Linked DNA regions of Homo sapiens: region 2 is linked to region 1. A link is an interaction called in ENCODE POLR2A ChIA-PET data of the cell type or tissue named here. Cell type or tissue: PC-9. All regions are shown on one strand.

Region 1 (8,000 bases):
TGTACTGCAGGACTTTTTGTGACCTTTAATATGGTAGTATGCATTGTGAGTCTCGCAGATACCATGTGTGATTGTGGAGATGAAAACCTTAGCTGCCCACATGATCCAGGCTGGGAAAGTAAATAAGCAAAACTGTCTGGTATGAGACATTAGGCAGTGGTGGTGACTGTGAACTAGAGAGCAGATGCCCCATCCCATAGCATTCTCATTAAGGGTTTTTAAAAAACAGTCTAGCCAAACAAACATGTCTGCAGGCCGGTTCATCTTGTGCACCATGATTAACCCTTGATTTGTTCCCAAAAATATTTGACCAGAAAACAGCCTACTATGTGCTGGGCACTTTTCATGCCTTGGCTTATTCCAAGGCATACAGTCACATGACAGCAGTGTCTGAGGAGGAGGTGACCCCAAATGGGAACTGGTTGGATAGAAAGAAAGTTCTGATGGAGGTTGAAGGCCAGAGATGAACTTCCCCTTGAGTTTGTTTTGTCTGGGGTTCAGAACCAGTGGTAACTGAGAGCCTTTGTAAATATAAGAATGAGATGATTTGGCTAAGGCTTTTTAAGAAGAATTCCAGGGCCAGATATGGTGGTTCACACCTATAATCCAAGCACTTTGGAAGGCCAAGACAGGAGGATCACTTGAGCCCAGGAGTTCGAGACCAGCCTAAGCAACATAGCGAGACCTTGCCTCTACAAAAAATCAAAAATTTAGCTGGGTGTTGTGGCGCACACCTGTAGTCCCAGCTACTTGGGAGGCTGAGGCAGGAGGATTGCTTAAGTCCAGGTGGTGGAGGCTGCAGTGAGCCATGATCATGCTACTGCACTACAGCCTGGGTGACAGAGCAAGACCCTGTCTCAAAAAAAAAAAAAAAAAAGAATTCCATCAGGGGGTCTCCTGGCATAATGCTGCGTCTCCCACCTCTTTCTTCTGTGTCCCTTATGGGAATGGAGTCTGTCTGTGCACAGAGTGGGTGCCCTGGGAGAACAGGAAAAAACACGGTGGGGGAGTTGCATCCTGGTGGGCTTGTTGTGGCTGGCAGCAGCTCCAGGAGTGGGGCGGTGGTCCCAAGTCAAGGAGCAATTCAGGGACAGAAGTCAATTGCAGAAGAGTGAGGGAGTGAGTGGACATGAATGGGGTCAGCACGAAGCAGACAGCAGAAAGAGTCCTGGAAGAGTACCTGGTGTTCCCACTGCTCGAGGACTTCTCCCTTCAGAACACGTTTTTTTCTCTTCTTTTTTTCGGTGTCCTGTTTGGCTCAAAATTAGATGCACCTACCTGATGGGAGAGCCCAGCCAGGGTCCCCTGAGTCAAGGTAGGATGAGTGGAACCTTGTTGGTATTTTGGGAGACGGGGAGGATTTTCTGGGGTGTCTCTCATGATTCATTTTTAAATTCCAAGTCATTCCTCAAAGAAGTGTGTAGAAATAATAATAGCAGCTGTTGTGTTTGAGTGCATACTATGGGCTAAGCACTAGGCATTATGTATAGTAAAGTAACCTATGAGGGTGGGTGTGATTACGATGTGCCTATACTCAGTAAGCACTCAATAATTGTTAGCTATTATGATTGTTACTTTACAGATGAGAAAACTGAGGCTCAAAGAGCTTAAGGTTACATATCAAGTAACAATGCTGGGATTGACTGCAAAGCCCATGTTCTGTCCACTGTGCATTCATTCAGTATTTATTGAGTGCCTACTGTGTGCCAAGCATAGAGCTAGGTTTTGAGAATGCAGCAGTGAACAGTACAGACTTGCTTCCTCATCCCATGGGCATGGTCAATAAAGATTTAGCCAAACCTGATAAACTGCTGAAGCGTGCAGTACGGCGGCTGCCCCAGGAACTTGCACAAATGTCTCTAAGTGGGGAGGCTTTTGGAGGAGCTGGGCTCAGGCTGACCCTGGAAGGGTAATAAGCTATCGTTCCCAAGTCAAAATCCATTGCCTGAAGCCTTGGTATGAAGAAGGACATTTTGTTCAATTCTTGCATGACTTTGAGAAGGCCTTTTCCCACTCTGGAGCCTCAGTTTTTCATCTATAAATTGAACTTTGTTCTCTAAAGGGCACTGGGGTGATACAAGTGGTGCCATGGACAATGGGATCATTGGATGAATGAAATGGGTTTGTGGTGGGTATGAGGTCTTGTGGCAAGTCACTGTTTCCCCTTCCTCAACGTATGTGTCCTCTCCATTTGACTCTTCCCTTGAGCAGTGGCCAACCCAAAGGAGCGTTTGGGGAGCAGTTTGATGCCAAGAACAAGCTGACATGCTCCATCTGCCTGAAGGAGTTCAAGAACCTGCCTGCCCTGAATGGCCACATGCGGTCCCACGGGGGAATGAGGGCCTCCCCCAACCTCAAACAGGTTAGCAGGAGCCAGTTCCCGGTCCTTTCTAGGTCGTGTGCTGCTTGCTTTGCTTTGCTGCCGTCAGACAGAGAGTGATGTGAGCCCCATGCGGGACCTGGCGAGGCACAGTCCTCCCTTGACAGGAATGCTTAGGCTTTGGCGCTGGGAGCCAGCCAGGTCAAGCAGCCCCACTTCCCCAGCTTTATGATGAGCAAGGGTCAAAATCAGAGGCGCTAGAAAGCCTTTTAGGGCATCCCAGCTTCTCTCTCTGCCTCCTGGAGAAGACAGCAAAGGAAAACATGTAAATGCAATATTATTTTTAAACTTCTGCTGCTTGACACACCCAAGACCAGGCCCACTGGGGCCTTCCAGATTAGTGGTCAATTGCCAGAGAAAGCTAATATAATCATCAGGCTCTCAGCCAGAATTTTCTATTTACTGATGCAGTGGTGTTCAGCTCAACATCCAAAGATCCTTAAATACCCTCTGGATTATCCAGGTAGGATATCCAGATAGTAAACTATCCACAAATTTTAGAGTTAGATTAAAATCAAAAAATTTTCTCAGAATTATTTTAATATTGTTACTCTTAATTTAAATCTATGGGATTAAATCTCTGTTGAACAGAATTTTTGATTACCCAGATCACTCCATCTCCTGGCCATGCCAGATTATGTTTTTTAAAAAAGCTTTTGTCTTTACTTGTTAAAAGTACATGTTTTGTATCTCCAGTGTGGTTTCCTGACCTGAATAAAATTTAGGATGGAATGCCTATTTCCATTTGACAAATGAGTGAACTAAGGCCCATAGAATTAAAAACTCCTACACAAGATCGTACCTTCTTTTGGACTGATTACAAGTCCGTGTCCCTTTCTTTAAAAGCATGACAACCACACAATTTTTTTAAAATAGTTTAATACACAAGTAATGCATGGTCAAGAATTTTTAACTGTAAAAAATGGAGTCCAGCCTCTTCCACCATCAGCTGGCATCACTCCAGCCAAGGGACTCAGGATTGCAGGAAGGAAATCGCCCTGCAGCGGTTCTCTATCACCCATACCTGATGTCCTGGAACCTTTCGGGAAAAGCAAAGTGCATCCCCCTTGTGAGAGCTGCTCTCAGCCCAGGATCAAAGCCTTTATTGTCTGTGTAGGAGGAAGGAGAGAAGGTCCTGCCGCCTCAGCCCCAGCCACCACTGCCGCCTCCGCCTCCGCCTCCGCCGCCACCACAGCTCCCTCCCGAGGCAGAAAGCCTCACGCCTATGGTCATGCCCGTGTCTGTCCCTGTCAAGCTTCTCCCGCCCAAGCCCAGCTCTCAGGGGTTCACCAACAGCACCGTTGCCGCCCCCTCCGCCAGAGACAAGCCAGCCAGCTCGATGTCGGACGACGAGATGCCTGTGCTCGTGAGGATGACCCTCTCTCCCCCACACTCACCCCAAGGGGCTGCCCCCCGCACGCCTGCTGTGAGTTGCTGCTCTGCCCCACCTGCCTGGGTGGGGACATCCCTTTGCTTTCTTGGAGATGGGGCGGCCCTTCCAGAGTCACTGACCTGAGCTTGGATACGGCTTGGTCTCTCAGGGCTGAACCCGTGGCCACATTGGGAACCCTACCCTTGTTCACACTGCCTGCTCCCCATTAAATGCCAAACTAATGGCCTAGGTTAGATTCTGAGAGACCCGAAAGTGTTCCCAGGTTTAAACAGAGACGATCATTCAGCTGGGAGTCACTGAGACAATCATAGCCATTATTGAAATATGGAAGTCCTGTATCCCAGAAAGTAAGCAGCTGTTGCCCCAGGCCCTGGCCCCTTCCCCAGGATCTCCAGACCTCCCAAATCCACAACCAAAGAGGTAACCACTGGCGCAGCAGGCTTCCAGGCAATAGCCCTGGCATCCATTCTGACAAGCAGCCTTACCAGTTGCTTAATATTTTTGTCTGCTTAAATACCCTGGAGAACCTAATTCGTTAAAGTTCCCAAAGTAGTTCCACTGAGAGCCACCCACCCCTAATCTCAGGAAAGCAAAGAGATTTGTTTTTCTCACTCACTGTTCTCCTTTCTCCAATTTTAAGTGCTTCACTCAAACAGCTTAATTTGCCTCTGGGAAGGGTTTCCGTCTGTCTGTCTCTCTCTCTCTCTCTCTCTCTCTCTCTCTCTCTCTCTCTCTCTCTCTCTCTCTCTCTCTCTCTCTCTCTCTCTCTCTCTCTCTCTCTCTCTCTCTCTCTCTCTCTCTCTCTCTCTCTCTCTCTCTCTCTCTCCTCTCTCTCTCTCTCTCTCTCTCTCTCTCTCTGCCCCTAGGGAATTTGTGACCTGTGTGGTTGGCAATATCAAACCTACCCCCTCCCCACAAAGTGGCATGTTGGGTCATATTTGTCCTTAGGAATAGGTAGCTGCTGGGAATCCAGGAGGCATAAGGGTAGGCTGGGCCAGGGTAGAGGGAGAGAAGATAATGAATACAACTAGAAAAGTACAGAAAAAAACCTTTATGGTGTAATATCAAGTCCTCAAAAGAAGAGAAACTGATGGAGAACTGGGGGGAAGATTCTCATAAGCCGTCAGGACTTGGGGGTCAGCAACAGGCAGAGAGATGAAATGACACATCCAAGCTCCCTCTTTGCCCAGGGAAGTTCGTGCTTTGGCAGGAGAAACAGTGTTTCCTTGGGGAAATAGTTCCCTTGGGGAACTCTCAATTAAGAGTTCATAGTCACATGGGGGTCAGAGTCCCAGGCACACCCCCCCCACCCCTTCAAGATGGTAAGAGAAAGACAGGGGCAGACAAGAAATTGATGCTTTAAGTGTGACTGGATGAGAATACACCTGGGTAGCCAAAGTCATTATGGACTGGGGAGGGGCAAGGGAGTTTGCTCAGGAGATCACCATTAGAGTTCTGAGCAGGATTTTGAAGGAAGGGATGAACTTGGCTTAATGGAAGGGTGAGAGAGACCTCGTTGGTGGGGGCGGTAGGCTGAAGTGGAAGCATGTAGGTGGGACTGAATACATGGGAACAAGGCCCTGGCACTTAATGTAAAGAAATTAAAACATCCAGGAAGGAGCCCCGAGTGCCCATCTCAGTTTGGCTCCTAGCCAGCTGGGATGAAGACAGCTGAGACCTGCCCCCCACTCACAGCCTCAGTTTCCTCCCCTGACCTTGATAGGGTTGGACTCATCAGTGGTTCTCATCCTTCTCTGTGGGCAGCTTTTTAAAGTTTTCAGTGCTTGGCCTCACCCCCAAAGTGTCCAAATAGCTTGGTGGGGTGGAACACTGTAAGTGTTTCCTCTCAAGTGACAACCATATATGACATCCTGGGTGGCTTCTCTTGCCCAGTGGCTCAGAGCCTTGCCTGGAGGATCGGAAAATCCAGGTTTAGAGCTGGAGTAACAGGACAAGAAGCTGGAGGAGAGGGAGCCCAAAAGGGACCTCTGGCCCTGTGATCAGAGGTCTGGATTGCAGTGCTGCGTTGAGATCATATAAGGTCTGCATGTTCTTGGATGATCTTATCTGTTACCCGGGAACAGAGTGTATCTTCAGGGCTGCTCCCCTTGGGGGGGGCACAGGCCTCCTTCCCCCATTCTCCTCAGCCCCTCTCTCGCCTCAGCCTCAGGCGCTGAGGAGCCCTCTGGTGGAGAAAAGAGGCGGTTGAGCGCGCTGGCCTAAGGAGGGTCCCCTGGGGGTGAGGCGCGGGGATAGGGGAGGGGTGGGGGCGGGGGTAGTTAGGAACCTCACTCTGGAGCCGGGAGCCTGGGACCCTCTGCCCCCTCCTCCTTTCCCCACTCTCTGCCTCCCTAGACTCCTCTCCTAGAGGCCAGGATGGCACCATGGAAGGCAGAGAAGCTGAGGGAGAAACAGAAGGGGGCAGAGCCTGAAGCTCTGGAGGGAGAGGAGCCCAGAGCAGAGGAGCCCATGGGGCAGGTCACATGGCCTGGAGGCAGATGGTCACATGACCGTAGCCAGCCCTTCCCATCACCCCCTGCTGCTTCCTACCCAGGCGCCACCCTGGGCTCAGGAGTCTCCAGGACCTGCAGCTGTGACTGGCCCCTGGCCTGCAGGGCCTGAGAGGGCACCCCAGACTGCCCAGAACCTTCCCTCAGGTATCCCCGTGGCCCCTCCCAACCACACTGCCTCTGCAGCCACACCCAGCTCTCGACTTTTCTGGGCTGATGCTACCACACAACCCGAGTCTGTTTCTGTTTGGCTTTGGCATGCCCTGCTCATCTGTTTACGTGCCTATGTTTACTTATTAGTATATATGTATCCATGTGGCAGATCCTCCTTCCAGACTATGCTTGGTTCCGCTGCCATTAAAATAAACTAACTCTCCTGACAGGAAGCCAACCTCAGAGAAGAGTTTGCTACAAATAAGCTACGAGTTCTGGGAGCAATAGTGAGGGGTGGTGACGGGGGAGGTTAACCAGATCCGTTTTTAGGTGAGCACATGGAAGGGCCCTTAGAGGTCATCGAAGGCTCTCCCCCCCTGCTGAAAGTGACCCAGGAGAGCCCGGTGTGGGTCGCTGGCCTTAGGAACCTTGGCTAGGCTTGAACCCCCACTTCCTGCCTCACAGGTCTCGGTCCCAGCTTCCCTGAAGAGATTATTCTGTCCCCTTCTCAGAACATGTGGTATCTGTTCCTGATGTCCGTCCCTGGGGAGCAATGGGGGAATTAAAGAGCCCACTCAGCTGGATTCCACTCAAACAGATGGGAATGTAGTGATAAGCAATAAAGAATTTGAATTTATTACTTCTTGCCCACCCACTATTCCTACCACCCCCAGCTCTTTCAGAAATTAGGGATTTCTTCCAAAACCTTAGTTTTCTCCCTAGTCTAGCAACCAGAACTCGCTTTGCCTAAAATGGATGTGGTCAGAATGTGGGGGCGTTGGGGGTGGGGGGGTCAAGCAGAAGGGCTCTCTGCTTAGACAGTAGAAGGCCCCCTTCCCTGAACCTGTGGAAATGGCCTGCGGGGGAAGCTGAAGTATTCGAATCAGATCGTTGTTCCGGTTTTAGGAAATCCCCAGGAAGCATCAGCCGAGTGTGCCCAAAGCCGAGGAGCCCCTCAAGACCGTGCAGGAGAAGAAAAAGTTCCGGCACCGGCCGGAACCTCTCTTCATCCCGCCGCCGCCCTCCTACAACCCGAACCCCGCTGCCTCCTACTCGGGCGCCACCCTGTACCAGAGCCAGCTGCGCTCCCCGCGCGTCCTCGGGGACCACCTGCTCCTGGACCCCACCCACGAGCTGCCCCCTTACACGCCCCCACCCATGCTGAGCCCGGTGCGCCAGGGCTCGGGGCTCTTCAGCAATGTCCTCATCTCCGGCCACGGCCCTGGCGCCCACCCGCAGCTGCCCCTGACGCCCCTGACGCCCACACCACGGGTGCTGCTGTGTCGCTCCAGTGAGTCACCCCTTTAGCGTCCTCCTGGGCTCTGGGTGCTGGGTAAAGTCCTGGGACATCTCGTTTTCTTTAGCTTTCTCATTTATCCCACAGACTTTTGCGGAGTATTGGCTGTATGTAGCACGCGCTGCTGGGTGTTAAGAAAGACTTGGAATACATAGCCCTTATCCTCAAGGGAATCGCAGTCTAATTGGGAGACAGATGCATAAAGTGATCACTACAGTCTCTGGGATAAGGAAACAGTTGAAATGTTCACCCACTTTTTAAGGCTGC
Region 2 (8,000 bases), 110 kb before region 1:
CACCTGGGCCTCCCAAAGTGCTAGGATTACAGGCGTGAGCCACCGCACCCAGCCTCTTCCCCTTCTTAGGTGACTCAGGATGTGCCCAGTCCACCAGTGCTCCCTTCTTCACAACACTGTGGCTGTTAGAAAGAAGAAAGTGCCCCGGCCACACCAGCAGGATGGCCACTGGTATTTTGACTGTAGCAAGAATAACAAATTATATTTATTGACAGCATTTTATGTGCATCCTCTCATTAAATCTTTACAACAACCATAGCATGGGTACCCTGATTATCCTTGTCTTCATCCTGTTACTGAGGAAAAATGTGGAGCTGAGAGAGGTTAGCAAGCTACCCAGTTGCTCAGCTAGCCAGAGGTAGAGTTGAGCTCAGACCAATTCTGACGTGACTCCCGAACACACACTCTTACCCTTTGCCTGACTCAGGGTCTCATTCCTCCGTAGTGGGGCCCCACCCACCCTGTGGTCAGTGCCACGTGTGTGCTGGCCCACTGCTTGGGATGGTCTTCCTACTTCCTCTCCAGTTGACCCCATTGAACCCATTTTTTGAGACCCAACTCAGATCTCACTTCCTCTGAGACCTTCTCATCCCTCTCCATCTCTCTATTAGGCATCAGTGGCAGGCGATTCTCTGCCATCCCTTGGGATGTTGTCTGGCTGTTTTGAGTGTGCGCATCTCCAAAGTCTCCAATGAGAATCCAGCTTTCTTAGGTGCGAATCCTAGGTCGTGAGTTTTCTTTCACTCAAAAGGTTTAGTTGAAGAGACTTTAAGTTAGTTAGGGGGAAGGGAACTGACTGGGAGGATACAGCACCCAGAGACTGGACTCTAAGTGGTCACAGGGGAATGGTCCTGTGGGGGGAAGCCATTGCCACTCTGAGGCCTGAAGGAACTCCATTGGAAAGAACTGTCCCTGTAGCCCAGTGAGAGCCGTAGCTGTTGGACAGAAGCCTCATGTAGGAGCTGATGGGTTTGAGAACTGGCTTTCTACTTGGTTAGTAAGAGCTCAACAAAAGCCAACAGGGAGGACTTTCTTTAAGGCAAATGAAGAACAGAAGCTAGAGCTGACTCTAGTAGGAGCTTACAGTCTAGTTGAGGGGTTTTTGTTTTTGTTTTTGTTTTTTGAGACTGAATTTTGCTCTGTCACCCAGGCTGGAGTGCAGTGGCTTGATCTCGGCTCACTGCAACCTCTGGCTTCTGGGTTCAAGTGATTCTCATGCCTCAGCCTCCTGAGTAGCTGGGATTACAGGCACCTGCCACCATGCCCGGCTAATTTTTGTATTTTTAGTAGAGACGGGGTTTCACCATGTTGGCCAGGCTGATCTCGAACTCCTGACCTCAAGTGATCCACCCTCCTTGGCCTCCCAAAATGCTGAGATTACAGGGATGAGCCACTGCGCCCAGCCTTAGTTGAGATTTTGAGGGAGGGAAAACAGGCACATACCTCCTACTTAAACAGAACAGTGCTGCTACAGGGCAAGATTTCCCCCTGAGCAGATGAGCTTGCCATATACAAGCACAATGTGGGGGGACATTTAAGGAGACAGAATTGCCAATGGCTTCTTTCTTATAGGACAGGGGCTGAATGCTAGTCCAGCTCTGTAGGGTTCCCCAGAAGGCCTCACACAGGTCACAGATGCATCTGGTTGAGCATGCCAATCTGTGTTTTGGCACTCTTGAAGTCTCAAAGTTCTTTAAAAAGCTACCTCGAGAGCCCCAGAAGTTTGGATACATTGCAAATGTCCTTTGCCTTTGGAGCTGATGCCAAGGAGGGGGTTGAGCATCAGGTCTCTTGGCCTCGGGAACCGCTACATTGGGAGGACCTCAGTCTGCCTCCTGTGTGGGGCTGCTTAATCTCATTTCTTTTTTCTCTATTCCTATTTTGCCACCCACTCCTGTTGGCCTAGATCCTCCTAGACACTGGAAGGGTAGATCAAGTGAGGAAGCATTTGGAAGGAGACACAGCAGATGAAAGGTTGAGAGTTCTTTGTTTAGGCCCTTCTTTGCTGGCCCTTGTGAATTTTGGTAAGTTTCCTTAGAGTTTTCTCTCTGCTAGGCCTTGGACGTGCTCAGAGACACTCCAGTTATCCTGAATGCCTTTTACTTCCCTGAACACATCACCTACCCTCTGACCTCCAGGCCTTTGAACTCTCAGTTCTGTTCTTGCTGCCTAGAGCACTCCGCCACCCCTCTTCACTGCCTTGTAAAACATTAGGGAGCCGTGGGGACTGTGGAGAATCCCACCGTTTGCACTCCATCTAAAGAGTTTCTGGGCTCCTGATTTACAGGTTGTGGGCCTGAGGGTTACTTGGATTGTATGTGGCTGCTCCCCTTTGCAGAGACTCAGAAAGCCTTGGGGAGCATAGCCTGGGAAAAACATAGAGGAAAACAGCGAAAACCAGGGCTCAGAGGAGACACTCAGGAGAGGATAGTGGATCCTCCTCAGGGGCCAGGGAGAGCTGATAGGGGGTGACCTCAGAAGGCCAGAGAGGCTCTGGAAGGGGCTTTATACCTATGTGAGGACATTTCTTCTGCATCTGTTCTTGGGGGCTGGCAGGGCCAAGGGTTGACTTGGGGTCAATGCCAGTGGTAGACTCAGGACCCAGGCCACGCACAGAAGCCAGGAGGGCCTGGCTGGGGAAGACCCTTCATTTTACAGAAAAGAGATAATTCTCTATGCCAGTCTGTGACCTGCTCTGGTACCTTTGCTTTTTAAACTATGTAGGTTTCGGACATCAGATAATGCCTTGGTTCATGGTTTTTGTTTAAAGAGATGGGATCTTGCTATGTTGCCCAGGCACTCAAGTGATTCCCTTGCCTTAGCCTCCCAAGTAGCTGAGACTATAGGCATGTGTCACCATGCCCAGCTCTGGTTCAGGTTTTAAACTATTATTTTTTCTTTGTTATGTAAACAAAACATAACAAAGATAACAAAGAGGAAAGGGAAGTGAAAATAATGTCACCCATAATCCCACCACTCAGATATCGTTTACATTTAGAACCTGGACATGCATACTTCCCAGACAATTTTTTGTGTTTTTATAAATACAGAAGCAAATCAGAGATGCATTTTGTAACCTGCTGTGTGTATGTGTGTATGTGTGATTTGTGTCCATTGAAAAGAATATATGCTTTCCCAAATTCGAATGGTAGGGTATAAAGAGACCCCCCCTTCCCCTGCATCCATCCTTTACCCCCTAATTCTGCTCCTCAGAGGCAGCCTCTTTGAATAGTTGCTGGTATATCGTTGGTAGGGGAGACATTTAGAAGGGATAATGTGTGTGGAATAGCAAAACTGTTAGTATGGCTTGTACAGATGTTTTCATGTGGAGGTCAGGAGGAAGGTGAAGGGTAGGTTTAGAGGGACTGGGAAGTAGTTTGTGGTTACAGAAGAGACTTTCAGAAACTGGAGTTAGAGAAGGAGGAGACGGAGAAGTTTTTAGGCCTGGGTTTTGATTGGATTTGTCATAAGGAGCAGGGTGAGTGAAGGTGAATGCAACAGTGGGCGGGGCCAGATATTGTGAAATTTTACCTCCTGGGTGGAGACTGGGCCAGAGAGGGCAGCAGGTATGCAAATAGACAAGAGACACATCAGGAAGTGGTAATAGTATGATAACTGGTAGATATTTGTAAAATACCTTTGCTTGACAAAACAAAAGTTGGCAGCCCTAGTTAGTCCCCTCTTTTGTTTGTTTGTTTAAAAAAAAAGTTTTAGCAAATCTGTGAATACCAAAAACCTGAGCAAACGTGTAGAACCGGACTGGGTGGGGGTGCAGATTTTAGATTCAGTTCTGGTTTTGGGTCTGACTGACTATGCAGTTTTGGACTCCTCAGTTTGTTTGTTTGTTTGTTCATATTTTTTGAGTTGGAGTCTCGCTCTGTTGCCCAGGTTGGAGTGCAGTGGCTTGATCTTGGCTCATTGCAACCTCTGCCTCCCAGGTTCAAGCGATTCTCATGCCTCAGCTTCCTGAGTAGCTGGGTGGCACCTGCCACCATGCTGGCTAACTTTTGTATTTTTAGTAGAGACGGGGTTTCACCATGTTGGCCAGGCTGGTCTGGAGCTCTTGACCTCAAGTGATCCACCCGCCTTGGCCTCCCAAAGTGCTAGGATCATAGATGTGAGCCACCGTGCCTGGCCTCCTCAGTTTTTTTTAGATCCCAGCCTTCTTATCTGCAGATAAGCAGTTCTCAACCCTGTAGGCACATTAAAATCACTGGGAAACTTATAAAAGGAAACAGTTGATGTCAGAGCCCCACTCCAGACTGAATGTGTCAGAATCTTGGGGAGCCTGGGAATTTTTTTCAGAAATGCAGCTAACATTGGGAACCCCTGGATTCGGGTCATCTTAATTGCTCATTTTAGCCCTAAAATGTTACTATTCTCTGTATTGTATCATATAATTTCATTCCTTTCAGATACTGTGCACAAATGTCATAAACTTCTTACATACCAAGAAGTCATTTTTTAACTAAAAAACTCCCCATAATTCTCATTAGGCCTGTGATATAATGCCTATGTCCTGCAATCAATAAATTAGAATCATAAATGTAGTAAAACATCAAATAATTACTTTTTTGACCCAGAAGTCCAAAGCGTGGACTTTAATCTTTAATTTCTCATTCCCTCATTTTGAAAAAACTACTGCCTGGAGTCCTGGGGCCATCTCTATTTGTAAAGAAGACGCTGAAACATTGAGACATTACTGGAAGTGTCTTTGCTAGAAGAATTGTGTATACCGTAAGTTCCAAATTAGGAGGTCCAGTTTGGGGAAGCTTTATCGGATCTAAATTCTACATGGAGTGGGAGGTGTTTAGAGTCTTGGTGCTTGCTGTTTTATCTTTACCATTGAAGTTCTTGGTTTTGTCTCTTCCTAAATGAGTCATTTTTTTAAAAAGGAACCTAACTTGGGGGGGCGAGGAAACCACTGCGGGAGGTGCTGTGTGGGGGCGCCGAGGAGCCAACCATCAGGAGACTGAGTTTACAGCTGGGCCCTCCACTCAGGAGGGGTAGAGGGACCTGTCCTTGCTGAGGGTGACTCAGAGACAAGTGGGACATAACCTGGTTGGGGAGGTACAATAGGAAGGTATTGATGTTGTGTATTAATCTACCGAGTATTTACTGGAGCACAGCCACCAAGTATACTGCCTGGATGCAGGGCCCATTCCACGGGCACTTGGGAGATTGTGAACAATCTCCCAAGTTTGTCCTCTACTTGAGATGAGACACAGATTGTGTCCACATTTGCCTGCACTTTCAGATAAGTGAACTGAAGTTATCGAGCCCCATACTGGTGTGAGCAATGCAAGTAAAAATGTTAGGGCCAGGCAGGGTGTCAAAGTGGAAGGAGATGGCAGCTGAGGACCCCATTGTGGAATGCTAAAGGGCCCGATGATACAGACGCTGGCCGGGCAGCCAGATGGAGATCAGATCGGGGATGGGAGCTCTGCGGGACCTCTGTGTGTCACTTCCCCTTTCTGTGCTAAGATCTCCCAGCTGAAAAATGGTCCCCTGCTATACACCTCAGTCACCAGGCCCCTGCCAGCTGTTGGGAGTACCTGATGTCCTAGATGCCTGAGTGGGTAGGGGTGGGAGAGAGAGCAGGAGGGGGTGAGCAGAGCCTGGCTTTGGAAACCAGAGCAGCTCCACACATTTTGGCCCAAATCCCTCCCATGCTTGGGGTGAGGAGAAGCCCAGGGTAAGGGTGCCTCCCTACAGCCAGGAAGATCTTGGTGCGGTGGGAGTGTTGGCTCTGCACGCCTCTCCTCCACACAGAGCCCCCAGCAGGGCCGGATTTCATCTTTTCTCAGTGGCGTGCAGCCTCTTGCCATTGTGCATGCGTGTTTTCTAAGTTTGTCACAAACTTCCTGTTTAGGTACAATCAGAGGCTCGGAGCTTTGTGTGTTTTGAAACCCGGGCATTCACCGAGGTCCGGTGCTTCTCTCTTACCAGCAGTGGGGTGGCCTGTTTGTTTCTTTGCGGACTTCTGCCATCCTTCTTTGCAAACCTTCTTGCTGGGAAATGCTCTGTGGCCTCTGTGCTTGTTTCTGTTAGTAAGAGTGGAGAGAGCTGTGAGGTCTGAAGGCTGGAAAGGGGGAGGGGAGCAACACTGAGTGTGCCCCTTATGTAAGGCCAGGCCTGTGCTAGATATTATACTTCTATACACTTAATTTTATTTAGGCCTCACAGTCACTCATGCAGAGCCAGCCTCCAAGAGGTGAAGGCTGACCTGGCTGACGAGGTCAGGATTTGATCGCAGGCCTGACTCCAGTGCTCCTGTGACTTCAGCTAAGTCCTGAGGAGTACAATGCCCCTTTGGTTGCCCCTGGTTTGGGCAGATCCTGATTTCTTATGGGGCATCTTGGTGACAGCATCCCCTTGAAACCTGTGGTTTTCTCTCAGCCCCATGTTACCCAGATCTGCCTGTCTGCCTGGGGTGATCAGATGGCCCTTGAGTGTTTTGCTGATTTTCACCTTTCCCAGGCATCTCCCTCTTGTGGCTCTGGGAATCCCAGAATTGTTAGATGGTGGTCCATAGCTGGTGATCGAAGTGGATCAGTCCAGCTCCTCATTTCCCAAAATAGAATATTCTTTTTCCTGCTTCTGGTTGCCCAGTCCTGACTGTTCTGCCAGTCACCATGAGCTTCTCCACACAGCTGGATTTCTCACATTTCAAGCTCTCCCTTGAAGAAGGAAGAAGAGAGTATATCTATCTATGTCTACAAAAGCATGTGAAAGGGTGGTAAAGGAAGGACACCAAGACCTTGAATATGCAGGTGCAGGAAGAGGAGGGAGGAGCCAAACCCAGCCATCCTCCTCCCCGTTAGAGTGGATGTTAGGAGGTGCCGGACTCTGGTGCCTCCTGCACAGGAAGAATAGGTATGCCTCCCAGCTTCAAGAAGGCCCTGTGTCTCTTCACTTGGCCATCTTGGTTCTCCTACATTTTCTGAAAAACTTCTGGAATCATATCACCTGAGCATCAGAATTGTTCTGTGGATCAAATAACTGAGACACTGTGTTGAGCAGCGGGCAGTTGCAAGCATTGTCAATACACGATTCATTGCCCTCAAGAAGCTGGCAGTCCACATGGGCACAGGGAGCTCTTGCCCAGAGAAGCTAGATGCAGTGAGCTCAGAAGAGCCAGGAGAGCTTGGTAAGCTGGGTTGGTGCCACCCAGCAGACTGCAGGAGAGGGCTGGAGCTGGGTGGCCAGAGGGCAGAGCTGCAGGGGAGGAATGTGCTGGGTGTTAGGACCTTGACGGGGTGCATGGACTGGGCAGGGGATTACAGATGGGGTGAGCAGAGGTACGCATGGGAAACAAGATTGAAGAAGGAGATGTGCACCATTTATGAAGGATCCCAAGGGATGGCTGTGGAGCTTGGAATGTTCCTGTATTGAGGAGCCTCCAAAGCCAAAGCATGGAGCCGGGATTAGTAAATGCAATGCTGTAAGAAGATCCGTCTCGATTTGTGAACTGTAAATGGGCAGTGCTGGGAGGTAACTTAGGAGACATTTATCATGTCAAGAGTTAGGAATGAAATGTTGAGGACTTGGACTAGGGTGGTGGTAGTGTATGTAGAAAAGACGAGAGGGAAGTGGAAGGTTTCAAATCTTAGCTCTGCCACTTGCTACCTGTGTGCCCTTGAGCAAATTACTTCATCTCTTTCAACCTGTTTTGTCATCTATAGATAGAGGCTAAAAACACTTCACAGGACTCTTGTTTGAGGATTTTAACTTGTAACACACCCAGCACTTAGTAGGTGCTCAAGGAATAATGAATCTTCTCATGCGGGAAGAGGCATGGTTTTGTGACTGGGAGGGATTAGGGGAGTGGAGTATGAGGTTCTGAGTCTGGGAGCCCGGGAGAATGATGAAGCCTTCACAGAAAGAGATGGAACTGCTTGGGGCCTTTGAATTCAGCTTTAGGAACTTCTCCTCCTAAACCCTGGCTACTGAGGGCTGTCACAGAAAACCCCACATCCATGCAGATTGTGCCTCTACGA

What was found. ChIA-PET counts read pairs that join two places held together with the same protein. Peaks named below come from ENCODE experiments on the same cell type or tissue, not always from the same donor. Only the 100,000 strongest peaks of a DNase experiment are listed, where the experiment ranks them.
Region 2: POLR2A ChIA-PET joins it to region 1 with 14 read pairs; 3 of 35 experiments call an interaction of 5 or more read pairs at or near these places.

What each region holds. Positions count from the first base shown.
Region 1 is chr6:42,259,066-42,267,065 of GRCh38, reverse strand. TRERF1 (transcriptional regulating factor 1) reads left to right here. Exons shown (of 18, transcript NM_001395490.1): 6 at 1,269-1,315; 7 at 2,212-2,362; 8 at 3,498-3,746; 9 at 7,343-7,727. Among named protein-coding and RNA genes, the nearest start is that of MRPS10, 45 kb to the right of the region's middle. RefSeq lists enhancers at 5,854-5,903, 5,841-6,361, 6,362-6,882. In PC-9, CTCF peaks have their summits at 5,760 and 5,960 (motif pointing left); no DNase peak of the experiment used is centred here.
Region 2 is chr6:42,365,305-42,373,304 of GRCh38, reverse strand. All of the region lies in intron 2 of TRERF1 (transcriptional regulating factor 1), which reads left to right. Among named protein-coding and RNA genes, the nearest start is that of TRERF1, 83 kb to the left of the region's middle. RefSeq lists an enhancer at 5,240-5,329. In PC-9, no CTCF peak of the experiment used is centred here; a DNase peak (open chromatin) is centred at 3,634; H3K27ac peaks cover 1,835 bases.